2 separate regions of the Homo sapiens genome follow, and region 2 is linked to region 1. Evidence: chromatin loops called from intact Hi-C (ENCODE). Cell type or tissue: CD4-positive, alpha-beta T cell. All regions are shown on one strand. Each heading gives the region's core, and the rest is flanking DNA. Links, peaks and the distances in the headings are about the cores only.

Region 1 (7,969 bases), core at 1,588-5,587:
AGTAGAGACGGGGTTTCTCCATGTTGGTCAGGCTGGTCTTAAACTCTTGACCTTAGGTGATCTGCCCGCCTCAGCCTCCCCAAAGTGCTGGGATTACAGGCATAAGCCACCGCGCCTGGCTAAAGTGGGTTTCTTATAAACACCGTGTCACTGAGTCTTTCTTAAAATACATTTTGATAATTTATATTGGACATTTGCATTTAATGTGATCATGGATATTTTTGGATTTACGTGTATGATGTTATATTTTCTGTTTATTACCACTCTTTTTTGTTTCTTTTTTTCCCCTTCTCTGCCTTCTTTTGGATTACTTGAATAATTTTTATATTCCATTTGAATTTTTCTATTTTTTTTCTCTTGGTATTTTTTTTTTAGTGATTGCTCTAGGGATTATAGTATACCTACTTACCTTTTTACAGTCTACTGAGAATTAAATGTTTTACCACTTCCAGTAGAATAGAGAAGCTTTAGCACTATGTAGGTCCTTTTACTCTCCTCCCTCTATGCTGTCTTACATATTACATGTACACACAATGAAAATGCCATCAAACCAGTGGTGATCATTTTTGCTTTTAGTCATTAAACATATTTTAAAAGAACCGATGCAGAGACAATAGCCTACTCTGTTTAATCAGATATTTTCTATTTCTGTTGCTCTTTCTTCATCCTTGAAGTTCCACGTTCCCCTCACCTATCATTTCTGTCTGAGGAACTTCCTTTAGCATTTCTTTTAGACCAGTTCCAACAAGTGATTCTCTTAAATTGCCATTATCTGAGAATGTCTTATATTTTGTCTTCATTCCTGAAGGATGTTTTTGCTGGATATAGAATTCTGGGTTGATAATTTTTGTTTTGTTTTGTTTGTTTGTTTTTTGAGACGGAGTCTCGCTCTGTCACCCAGGCTGGAGGGCAGTGGCGCGATCTCAGCTCACTGCAAGCTCCACCTCCCAGGTTCACGCCATTCTCCTGCCTCAGCCTCCCGAGTAGCTGGGACTACAGGCGCCCGCCACCACGCCTGGCTAATTTTTTGTATTTTTAGTAGAGACGGGGTTTTACTGTGTTAGCCAGGATGGTCTCGATCTCCTGACCTCGTGATCCACCCGCCTCGGCCTCCCAAAGTGCTGGGATTACAGGCGTGAGCCACTGCGCATGGCCAATTTTTTTTTAAATTAAACTGCTACTTCCTCCGGGGTTTCGTGATTTCTGATGAGAAATCTTCAACCATTCAAATTGTCCTCAGGCTGGGTGTGTTGGCTCACATCTATAATCCCAGCACTTTGGGAGGCTGAGGCAGGGGGCTTGTTTGAGGCTAGGAGTTTGAGACTACCCTGGGCAACATCGTGAGACCCCATCTTTTACAAAAAATTAAAAAACTAGTTGGGTGTGGTGGCATGCACCTGTGGTCCCAGCTACTCAAGGGGCTACGGTTGGAGGATCACTTGAGCCCAGGAGGTCAACACTGCAGTGTGCTATGATCGCACCATTGCTTTCCAGCCTGGGTGACAGAGTGAGACCCTGGCTCAAAAAACCCCAAAACAAATTATTATTCCTCTGTACATAATGATGTGATTTTTCTCCTAGCTGCTTTCAAGATTTTTACTTGGTCTTTGGATTTTAGCGGTTTGATTATGATGTATCTGGGTGTGAATTCTTTTGAGTTTATTTTGTTTGGGGTTTGTTAAGTTGCCTGAATCTGAGTTTGGAAATAGAACAGAGGCACAGTGCTCTACTGCATTTTTGGGGATCCTAGTAGCTGGGATTACAGACGCCCACCACCATGCCCAGCTAATTTTTGTACTTTTAGTAGAGACAGGGTTTCACCATTTTGGCCAGGATGGTCTCGATCTCCTGACCTTGTGATCCACCCGCCTAGGCCTCCCAAAGTGCTGGAATTACAGGGGTGAGCCACCACGCCTGGCCCGGTTTTGCTTCTTTGACCTCATCAGCACATTGTACAGTTGTTGACTCGGAAACACCACAAAAATAGAAGCTATGTGAGTGATCACTGTTTAGTTGGGTGGTGTGTGGCTATGGATACCCATGTACATGAGCATAAACATAAATATGTGTGTCTGGGAGTGTATTCTAGAATGTCTCCTCCCTTTTACCCTTGCCTCTGTATCCCTGACTCTTATTTCACTGTCAATACAGACCGTCAACAAAGATGTGGACGCACAGGCTGAAGGAGAAGGGAGCCGCCCATCCATGGACTTATTCAGGGCCATCTTTGCCAGTTCCTCAGATGAAAAGTCCTCATCCTCCGAGGATGAGCAAGGTGACAGTGAAGATGATCAGGCAGGCTCTGGGGAGGCCAACTTCCAAAGCTCCCAAGACACTGACTTGGGGGAAACATCATCTGTGGCTCACGGTATGTCAGTATTTCAGACTCGGGGATCTAAAGGAGAAGACAATGACTCTAGGACAGCTGCTTCTCTGTTTACTCTATAATCTTAAACCCGAATGATTAGCAATCAATGATATGTAATCTTTTATATGTATATAATTTTTTTTTTTTTTTTTTTGGAAACAGGATCTGGCTCTGTCCCCAGGGTGGAGTACAGTGGCGCAATCTTCGGCTCACTGCAGCTTCCACCTCCTGGGCTCAAGCAATCCTCCCACTTCAGCCTCCTGAGTAGCTGGGACTACAGGAATGTGCCACCACCCCTGGCTAATTTTTGTATTTTTAGTAGAGATGGGGTTTCACCATGTTGGCCAGGCTAGTCTCTAACTCCTGACCTCAGGTGATCTGCCCACCTCAGCCTCCCAAAGTGCTGGGATTACAGGCATAATCCCAGTGCCCGGCTAGTTTTCCAGACTTTTAAAATTTTTATATCTCTTCTATCTGAATATATAGTAATCTGCTTAAAAAACAAGATTATTAACGTGAATATGATCATTTATCTTCAAGGTTTTTTCTTTGATAATTTATTTTGAGTGAAACTTGTCTCCCGCAGTTCTCTGTGATGGGACATACATAGTCTTACATTCCTGATGGTTTGTAAGATTTTCCTTCTCAGATGGCCCTTTCTTGGGGACACATTTCTACTTTTCAGGTCTTAGGGGCGCTAGGCTACGTGCCCACGGGTGCACTTGGCACGCTGTACCTCAGCCATTGCTGCCCTTGGTTGCAGGTGCCCTCGTGTGACTGACTTCCAGCTCTGGAGTTCACAAGGGCAGCACCGGGGTCTGCGTGTTCACTGCTGCATCCTTAGCACCTGGCAGGAGTGAAGTGGTGTGGGCAAGCATATGTTATCTGGTGGCAAAAGACATGAATGAAAGACTCAGAGACATTAACATGGGGCAGACGAATGACATGAACACCCCGCTGTTTTTCAGCTCTTGTGCCAGCACCCCAGGAGCCGCCACCTTCCTTCCCGATACAAAAGATGCAGATAGATGAAAGAGAAGAGTTCGGCCCGCGGCTGCCTCCCGTCTTCTGCCCCAGTGAGTGCAGAGCCCTTTGGTTCGCCCATTTTTATCAGTGTGTGATTGCCCTGAGATGGGGACAGTGTGACTTAGAGCCGACCAAACATACGTGCTTGCTTCTGGTTTATATGTTTTCAGTCATATTTTAAACCCGTTGTCTCCACCTAGTGCCTGAAATGATAGTTGTTTCTATACACCTTCAGAGACCTCCAAACTTTATTTCCTTTACCTGCCACATGTTTACAGGAGGGTCCTAAGTATCTTAAGTTTTGTTATAGAAATATAAGTTTCCCAACAGAGCTTAAAGAAAAAGAGCCTGGCCGGGCACAGTGGCTCATGCCTGTAATCCCAGCACTTTGGGAGGCCGAGGTGGGCGGATCACGAGGTCAAGAGATCGAGACCATTCTGGCCAACATAGTGAAACCCCGTCTCTACTAAAAATACAAAAATTACCTGGGCGTAGTGACGCACGCCTGTAGTCCCAGCTACTCTGGAGGCTGAGGCAGAAGAATCGCTTGAACCCGGGAGGTGGAGGTTGCAGTGAGCCGATATTGCACCATTGCACTCCAGCCCAGGTGACTGAGTGAGACTCTGCCTCAAAAAAAAAAAAAAGGGGCTGCAGCCAGGCACAATGGCTCTAGCTGGGCTGGTGGCTCACACCTGTTATCCCAGCACTTTGGGAGGGCGAGGTGGGAGGATTGCTTGAGGTCAGGAGTTTGAGACCACCCTGGTGAATTTGGTGAAAGCCCATCTCTACTATAATTTTTATAAAAATTATAAAATTTTATAAAAATATAAAATACAAAATTATATATTTTATATATAAAAATTATATATATTTTTATATTTTATAAATTTTATATATTTTACAAATTTATATATTTTATATATTTATATATTATATTTTATATATTTTATATATTTATATATTTATATATTTATATTTTATATATTTATACTTATATATATATAAAATATAAATTTAAATATTTAAAATAAATATATTTTAACTTAATTTAAATATATTTCTAAATATATTTAAATAAAATATGTAAATATTTAAAATAAATATATATTCATATATAAATACATATTAAAATATATTCATATAAATATATATATTTAGATATTTTATAAATTTTAATATATTTTTATAATTTTTTATATATAACAATTATATATAAAAATTATATATAAAATTATATATTTTATACATAAAAATGATATATAAAATTATATATAAAATTATATATTTTTATACATTAAAATTTTATAAAAATATAAAATATAAAAATTAGCCAGGCATGGTGGTGTGTGCCTGTAATCCCAGCTAGTAAGGAGGCTGAGGCACCAGAATCATTTGAACCTGAGAGGCAAAGGTTGCAGTGAGCCGAGATCGAGATCGCGCCACTGCACTCCAGTCTGGGTGACAGAGCAAGACTCTGTCTCAAAAAAAAAAAAAAAAAAAGGTAAAAGAGGCTGGGTGCGGTGGCTCATACTTGTAATAGCAGTTTGGGAGGCCAAGGCAGACAGATCGCTTGAGCCCAGTAGTCCGAGACAAGCCCAGCCTGGGTGACACAGGGAGACCCATCTCTATTTAAAAAAAAAGGGTGGGCACGGTGGCTCACGCCTGTCATCCCAGCGCTTTGGGAGGTCGAGGTGGGCAGATCACGAGATCAGGAGATCGAGACCATCCTGGCTAACACGGTGAAACCCCATCTGTACTAAAAATACAAAAAAATTAGCCGGACGTGGTGGCATGTGCCTGTAGTCCCAGCTGCTGGGGAGGCTGAGGCAGAAGAAGGGCGTGAACCTGGGAGGCGGAGCTTGCAGTGAGCCAAGATCGCACCACTGCACTCCAGCCTGGGCGACAGAGCAAGACTCCGTCTCAAAAAATAAATAAATTAATTAATTTAAAAAAAATTAAAAAAGAAAAAGAGAAATTAAAAAAATAGTATACAAAATTGGAGGGGAATTGCAAGAAGAGTATTTAAGACTAATATATTTTTAAAATTTTATTTATTTATTTATTTATTTTTCAGACAGGGTCTCACTCTGTCACCTAGGCTGGAGTGTAGTGGTGCTGTCATAGCTCACTGCATGACTTCTGGGCTGAAGTGATCCACCCACTTCAACCTCCCACAGTGCTGGAATTACAAGCGTGAACCACTGCACGCAGCCAAGCCTCCTTTTTTTGTCTTTTTCTTTTTCTTTTCTTTTCTTTTTTTTTTTTTTTTGAGATGGAGTTTTGCTCTTGTTGCCTAGGCTGGAGTGCAATGGCGCAATCTCGGCTCACCGCAACCTCCACCTCCTGGGTTCAAGCGATTCTCCTACCTCACCCTCCCAAGTAGCTGGGATTACAGGCATGTGCCACCATGGCTGGCTAATTTTGTATTTTTAGTAGAGATGGGGTTTCTCCATATTGGTCAGGCTGGTCTCGAACTCCTGACCTGAGGTGATCTGCCCGCCTCAGCCTCCCAATGTGCTGGGATTTTAGGCGTGAGCCACCGCACCCGGCCGCCAAGTCTCCTTTTTACTTTAGCTAATGTAGCAAATACAATAAAATGGTCCTCTCAGAAGTAAATACAATCTATCCCCCATTCTGTTCCCCAAATATCTGTCAACAACTTCCATTTAGTTGCATCTTAAATTGGCATTTCAAGTTAAAACATTTACACTGGTTTATCATCTCTTTGAGGGCTGGGTTTACAAACATCTATAACATGGCCCAGATATATAACTAACATAAAAATATCATTATTCACTTTATAGTTTCTCATGGTGCCCATATGTGAATACTGGTTTGATTAGCTAACTGCTTTCAAAGACAGGATTAAAAAGCAGAGAAAAAAAGTATGAAGTTTTGACAAATTGCAGTGAATGTATTTCTTATTTGCTATAGTTGTTCAGCACTTTTGTTTTATTTTGTTTTGTTTTGAGACAGAGTCTCACTCTGTCACCCAGTCTGGAGTGCAGTGGCGCGATCTCGGCTCACTGCATCCTCCACCTCCCAAGTTCAGGTGATTCTCCTTCCTCAGCCTCTGGAGTAACTGGGATTACAGGTGCCTGGCTAATTTTTTGTATTTTTAGTAGAGACGGGGTTTTACCATGTTGGTCAGGCTGGTCTTGAACTTCTAACCTCAAGTGATCCACCTGCCTCAGCCTCCCAAAGTGTTGGGATTACGGTCGTGAGCCACTGTGGCCTGGTTGTTCGGCCCTTTAGTTTCTTTTTTTTTTTTTTTTGAGACGGAGTCTCGCTCTGTCACCCAGGCTGGAGTGCAGTGGCGCAATCTTGGCTCACTGCAAGCTGCGCCTCCCAGGTTCACGCCGTTCTCCTGCCTCAGCCTCCCAACTAGCTGGGACTACAGGTGCCTGCCACCACGCCTGCCTAATTTTTTTATTTTTAGTAGAGATGGGGTTTCACCATGTTAGCCAGGATGGTCTCGATCTCCTGAACTTGTGATCTGCCCGCCTCAACCTCCCAAAGTGCTGGGATTACAGGCGTGAGCCACCACGCCCGGCCGGCTCTTTAGTTTCAAACTGGTATCAGCACTTGAAAGCCAAGTCTTTTATGTCCCTTTACCATAATGTCTTTGATACCCTCGTAATAGTGACTTAATTTGGTCTATGGGTTATTTAGGGAAATGATTTTTGAAAAAAACTAGTGTTAAAAAAAAGTTTTGGGCTGAGTGCGGTGGCTCACGCCTATAATCTTAGCACTTTGGAAAGCTGAGGTGGGAAAATTACTTGAGTCTAGGAGTTTGAGGCCAGCCTGGGCAACATAGAGAGATTGTATCTCTTAAAAAAATAAAAAAGAAAAAAATTAGCCTGGTGTGGTGGTACATGCCTGTGGTCCCAGCTACTCAGGAGGCTGAAGTGGGAGGATTGCTTGAGCTCAGGAGGTGGAGGCTACAGTGAGCTATGATCCCACTGCTGCACTCCAGCCTGGGTGACAAAGCGAGATGCTGTCTCAAAAATAAATAAATAAATAAATAAATAAATAAATAAATAAATAAATAGCTGGGCACGGTGGCTCACGCCTGTAATCCCAGCACTTTGTGGGGGCCAAGGTGGGCGGATCACCTGAGGTTGGGAGTTTGGGACCAGCCTGACCAACATGGAAAAACCCTATCTCTACTAAAAATACAAAATTAGCCAGGCATGGTGGCACATGGCTGTAATCCCAGCTACTTGGGAGGCTGAGGCAGGAGAATCGCTTGAACCTGAGAGGCAGAGGTTGGGGTGAGCTGAGATCGCACCATTGCACTCCAGCCTGGGCAACAAGAGTGAAACTCTGTCTCAAAAAAAAAAAATTAAAAGAATTTTGGAAAAAAAAAAAGTTTTGGGAGGTTGAATTTTGAAAAATCTGGTTGGGCATGGTAGCTCACACATGTAATCCCAGCACTTTGGGAGGCTAAGGTCAGAGGATCCCTTGAGTCCAAAAGTTCGATAACAGCCTTGGCAACATAGGGAGACTCTCACTTCCACAAAAAAATTAAAAAATTAGCCGGGTATGGTGGTACATGCCTGTAGTCCCAGCTAC
Region 2 (4,000 bases), core at 1-4,000, 520 kb before region 1:
ACATTTCAGCCTGGCCTCTACAGTACCATGAAACCTAAATTACTTACTTCTCTCCAGCTTAATCCTAGGTGGAGGAATTCTAGCTGTGGTTTGTGAATGTACACAGGTCAGAGAGGTTTAGCACCTTTTGGGAGGAGGAGGTCAGAATGCGGTGGTGAAACCTCTCCCACTGTGACCAACAAACCCTCATACTTAAAAAGAAGCATGCACCTCTGGCTTAAGGATCTGGATGCTACTGGAATTTTTGTCTGTTTCAATTGTATTCATTAGCTTTGAAGAGGAGAGAGATGGTGGTGGTTAACTTTTTTGTTGCATTCTTTCCTGCCACAGAAAAGCTTTCAGGAACTTGGTGCTGAAGACTTCTCAAGCCAGTCTCATGGAAGCACATTTAGTTCTCAGATGTGTTCACGCTCAGCATCATCTTGTTGCATCCTTGCTTCCTAGCAGTGGGTTCAACAACTCCTCATTCCTGTTAGGACCGGGAAGCACTAACCTCTTGGGGAGTGGAGAGGGGGCCAGCAGCCTCCGGGCCCTGGGACACGACCGCATCCTCTACCGTGTGTCTCCGCAGCATCCGTCTGTGTCCAGGGCCAGTCTGTGTCAGTCCAGGCCTCTCTGGCCAGTCGCTGTTGCCTTTCTCAGCAGCATGAGATCCACTCTGAGCTGGCAGGTTATTCTGTCTCAGTGTGACACTTTGCCTCCCTGGCTAAAGAAAAAGTACATTTTTAACCGTTGACGTCCTCACTGTACTGGAAGCCACAACCATGACAGTGACAGCTGCCCCTTAGTGCCTAGTGTCACATAATGTGCTCAGTGCTTGACAGGCATAATTTCAATTCTCACATCCCTGTCGTGGTAACATGGCATGTGCATACTACATGTGTCAGAGTAAATGTTTCACTTGTTTTCACAATCTTTATGACTCTAGGAGGCATGTACTACTATTGTTATCCCCGTTTTACACCTGAGGAAACAGGATCAGCAAAGTTAAGCCACCTGCCTAAAGTCCTACAGCTAGCAAGGGAAAAGCTAGCACTTGATGGAACTCAGGCAGATTTCAACGATTCTGGCTTTCCCACAAAGCAGCAGGTCTCCTAGCAACACCACATAAGACTAAATATGGTATCAAAATTAGTCATGTTAATTAAAATCATTTTAATTATCTAAAACAATTTAGAACTTTTGTGTATTTGTTCCAACAAGCCTATGCTACATATGCTATAAATTCTCATCAGCAACAAGGAAAGCTGTGGTTCTGAGAAGAATCACTGTCTCCGATCACAGGTTTTCAATCAAGCTTCTGAGTGATTTAAAAATGCAGTAGGGTCCGGGCACGGTGGCTCACACTTGTAATCCCAGCACACTGGGAGGCCAAAGCGGGCAGATCACTTGAGGTCAGGAGTTCAAGACCAGCCTGGCCAACGTGGTGAAACTGCGTCTCTACTAAAAATACAAAAAAATTAGCCAGGAATAGTGGCACATGCCTGTAATCCCAGCTACTCAGGAGGCTGAGGCGGGAGAATGCTTGAACCCGGGAGGTGGAGACTGCAGTGAGCCGAGATCGTGCCACTGCACTCCAGCCTGGGCCACAGAGCAAGACTCTGTCTCAAATAAATAAATAAAAAAATGTAGTGGGAAGATGGCCACATAAAGAATTGTCTGAGCAACTGTACACCATACTTGGAGACATCATTTACCCATCTATATACAAACTGTCGTTTTCTTTCTTTGGTGATTAAAACCATAGTGAAATGTGGGATGTTTCATCTCCTATAAGCACCAAGACCTGTGGTTTCCCACACATGTAACACTTTCCACTCCTCTGCTCAGAAATGTACTTTTAGTTATAACAATCAGTGAAGTCTGTACTCTACACTGTCCCATGAAATAATTCCAGTTTTAACTGCTGCTAACTCATACGGCGCACGGAATAATGAAGATGACGATCAAGGAGACGTGTTTACCATGGATTACTTTTGACAAAGCCGGGCTTTAGAAAATATGATTAAAAGCCAGTGTTTAATAACTTACCTCATGCAAAGAACCTTCGGTTAAATTAGGGACACTTCTATCTCTTGCCATAATCTCCCTTGAAGTCTTTCCCCTAAAACCCAAAATAAACGAAAATAAATATTTGGGACAGTGGCATGAAACACTCTGGTTGGCCACAAGGTGGCAGCATTTTTGACATTAGTAGGTGCAGATTTGTCCATAACCAATTACAATTGAAGCAGCTTACGTGCAGCTTGGAGTAAACTAGGGGCAAAAGCACAGAAATCAACTTGAGTTTCATACTCACTTAAACTGACCAGCTGAGTGGACAAAGTAAAACTGTCTTGTAAAAGGCTCATCTGGTAGATCATACAGTTTTGAGTTCCCTGTAGATAAAAAGATAAACATCTAAAAACTTCAAAAACAGTTGTAAAGATTATTTTAAAATTACAGCACAGACACAATCTTTCTATTCTCAGATTTACAAAATTTAGAAACTGAAGCACTGAATTTGCTTAAAGAAACACAGCTAGTACCTATTTATAACAGGTTGAGTATCTCCAATCCAAAAATCTAAAGCCTAAAATGCCACAGGCTGGGTGCAGTGGCTCATGCCTGTAATCCCAGCAGTTTGGGAGGCCGAGGTGGGCATATCACTTGAGGTCAGGAGTTCAAGACCAGCCTGGGCAACATGGAGAAACCCCATCTCTACCCAAAATACAAAAACTTAGCCAGGCGTGGTGGCACGCACCTATAATCCCAGCTACTCAAGAGGCTGAGGCAGGAGACTCGCTTGAACCCAGGAGGCAGAGGTTGCAGTGAGCCGAGATTGCACCACCACACTCCAGCCTGGGCGACAGAGCAAGACTCCATCTCAAAAAAAAGCTACAAAATCCGAGACATTTTGAACTCTTTGACTTCATGCTCAGAAGAATCTGATTTCCTGATTTGGATCCTCAACCAATGAGTATAATGCAAATATTCCAAAACCCAAAACACTGCTGGTCCCAAGCATTTGAGATAGGGGGTAGTCAGCCTGTATTATGAGAACCCCCATGAAATAGAAAAATAAAACCTTAACTCCCTTAACTCCCCCAGCCACAACCAATTACGGTGAGACAGTCTCAGGGTTATCGAGATATGTGAATGGGTTTATCCATATTATTGTATTGCATTATTGCATACCTCACTGGATAATATTTCATATTGTAAATTAAAAAAAAAAGTAGAACAAGGACCCCTTCTAAACTTTTTAAAAAGAAGAAAATACTTCAGTCTCACTGCTGTTCGGCAACTGCTGTTTTAATTATAATCAACCTCCGTACACGTACAAACTTAAAAAAAAATCTTGAGGCCAGGCGCGGTGGCTCACACCTGTAACTCCAGCACTTTGGGAGGCCAAGGAGGGCGGATCACTTGAGGTCAGGAGTTTGAGACCAGCCTGGCCAACATTGTGAAACCCTGTCTCTACTAAAAATACAAAAATTAGCCAGGCATGGTGGCACGTGCCTGTAATCCTAGCTACTCGGGAGGCTGAGGAAGGGGAATAACTTGAACCCAGGAGGCAGAGGTTGCGTGAGCTGAGATTGCACCACTGCGCTCCAGCCTGGGTGACAGAGTGAGACTCTGTCTCAAAAAAACTAACTAAATAAAAAATCTTGGTGGCTCACACCTGTAATCTCAGCACTTTGGGAGGCCAAGGCGGGCAGATCACGAGGTCAGGAGATGGAGACCATCCTGGCTAACACGGTGAAGCCCCTCTCTACTAAAAATACAAAAACAAAATTAGCTGGGCGTGGTGGCTGGCACCTGTAGTCCCAGCTACTTGAGAGTGGGAGGCAGCTACTTGAGGCAGGAGAATGGCGTGAACCCAGGAGGCAGAGCTGGCAGTGAGCTGAGATCACACTACTGCACTCCAGCCTGGGTGACAGAGCGAGACTCTGTCTCAAAAAAAAAAAAAAAAAAAAAATCTTGAAAGGTAGCATTTACCCTGGATGTCCAGGAAATG

What was found. Peaks named below come from ENCODE experiments on the same cell type or tissue, not always from the same donor. Only the 100,000 strongest peaks of a DNase experiment are listed, where the experiment ranks them.
Region 2: it touches region 1 in a loop (4-fold over the local background); 6 of 110 quality-filtered maps call a loop at or near these places.

The regions. Positions count from the first base shown.
Region 1 is chr19:33,115,674-33,123,642 of GRCh38, forward strand. It overlaps GPATCH1 (G-patch domain containing 1), which reads left to right. Exons shown (of 20, transcript NM_018025.3): 16 at 2,152-2,368; 17 at 3,337-3,444. Among named protein-coding and RNA genes, the nearest start is that of WDR88, 12 kb to the right of the region's middle. RefSeq lists an enhancer at 2,777-2,946. In CD4-positive, alpha-beta T cell, for the core only: no CTCF peak of the experiment used is centred there; a DNase peak (open chromatin) is centred at 3,578.
Region 2 is chr19:32,597,673-32,601,672 of GRCh38, forward strand. ANKRD27 (ankyrin repeat domain 27) reads right to left here. Exons shown (of 29, transcript NM_032139.3): 27 at 2,300-2,378; 28 at 2,032-2,104; 29 at 1-706. The coding sequence ends at 473. Among named protein-coding and RNA genes, the nearest start is that of SNORA68B, 8.8 kb to the right of the region's middle. In CD4-positive, alpha-beta T cell, for the core only: CTCF peaks have their summits at 2,157 (motif pointing right) and 2,358; a DNase peak (open chromatin) is centred at 2,189.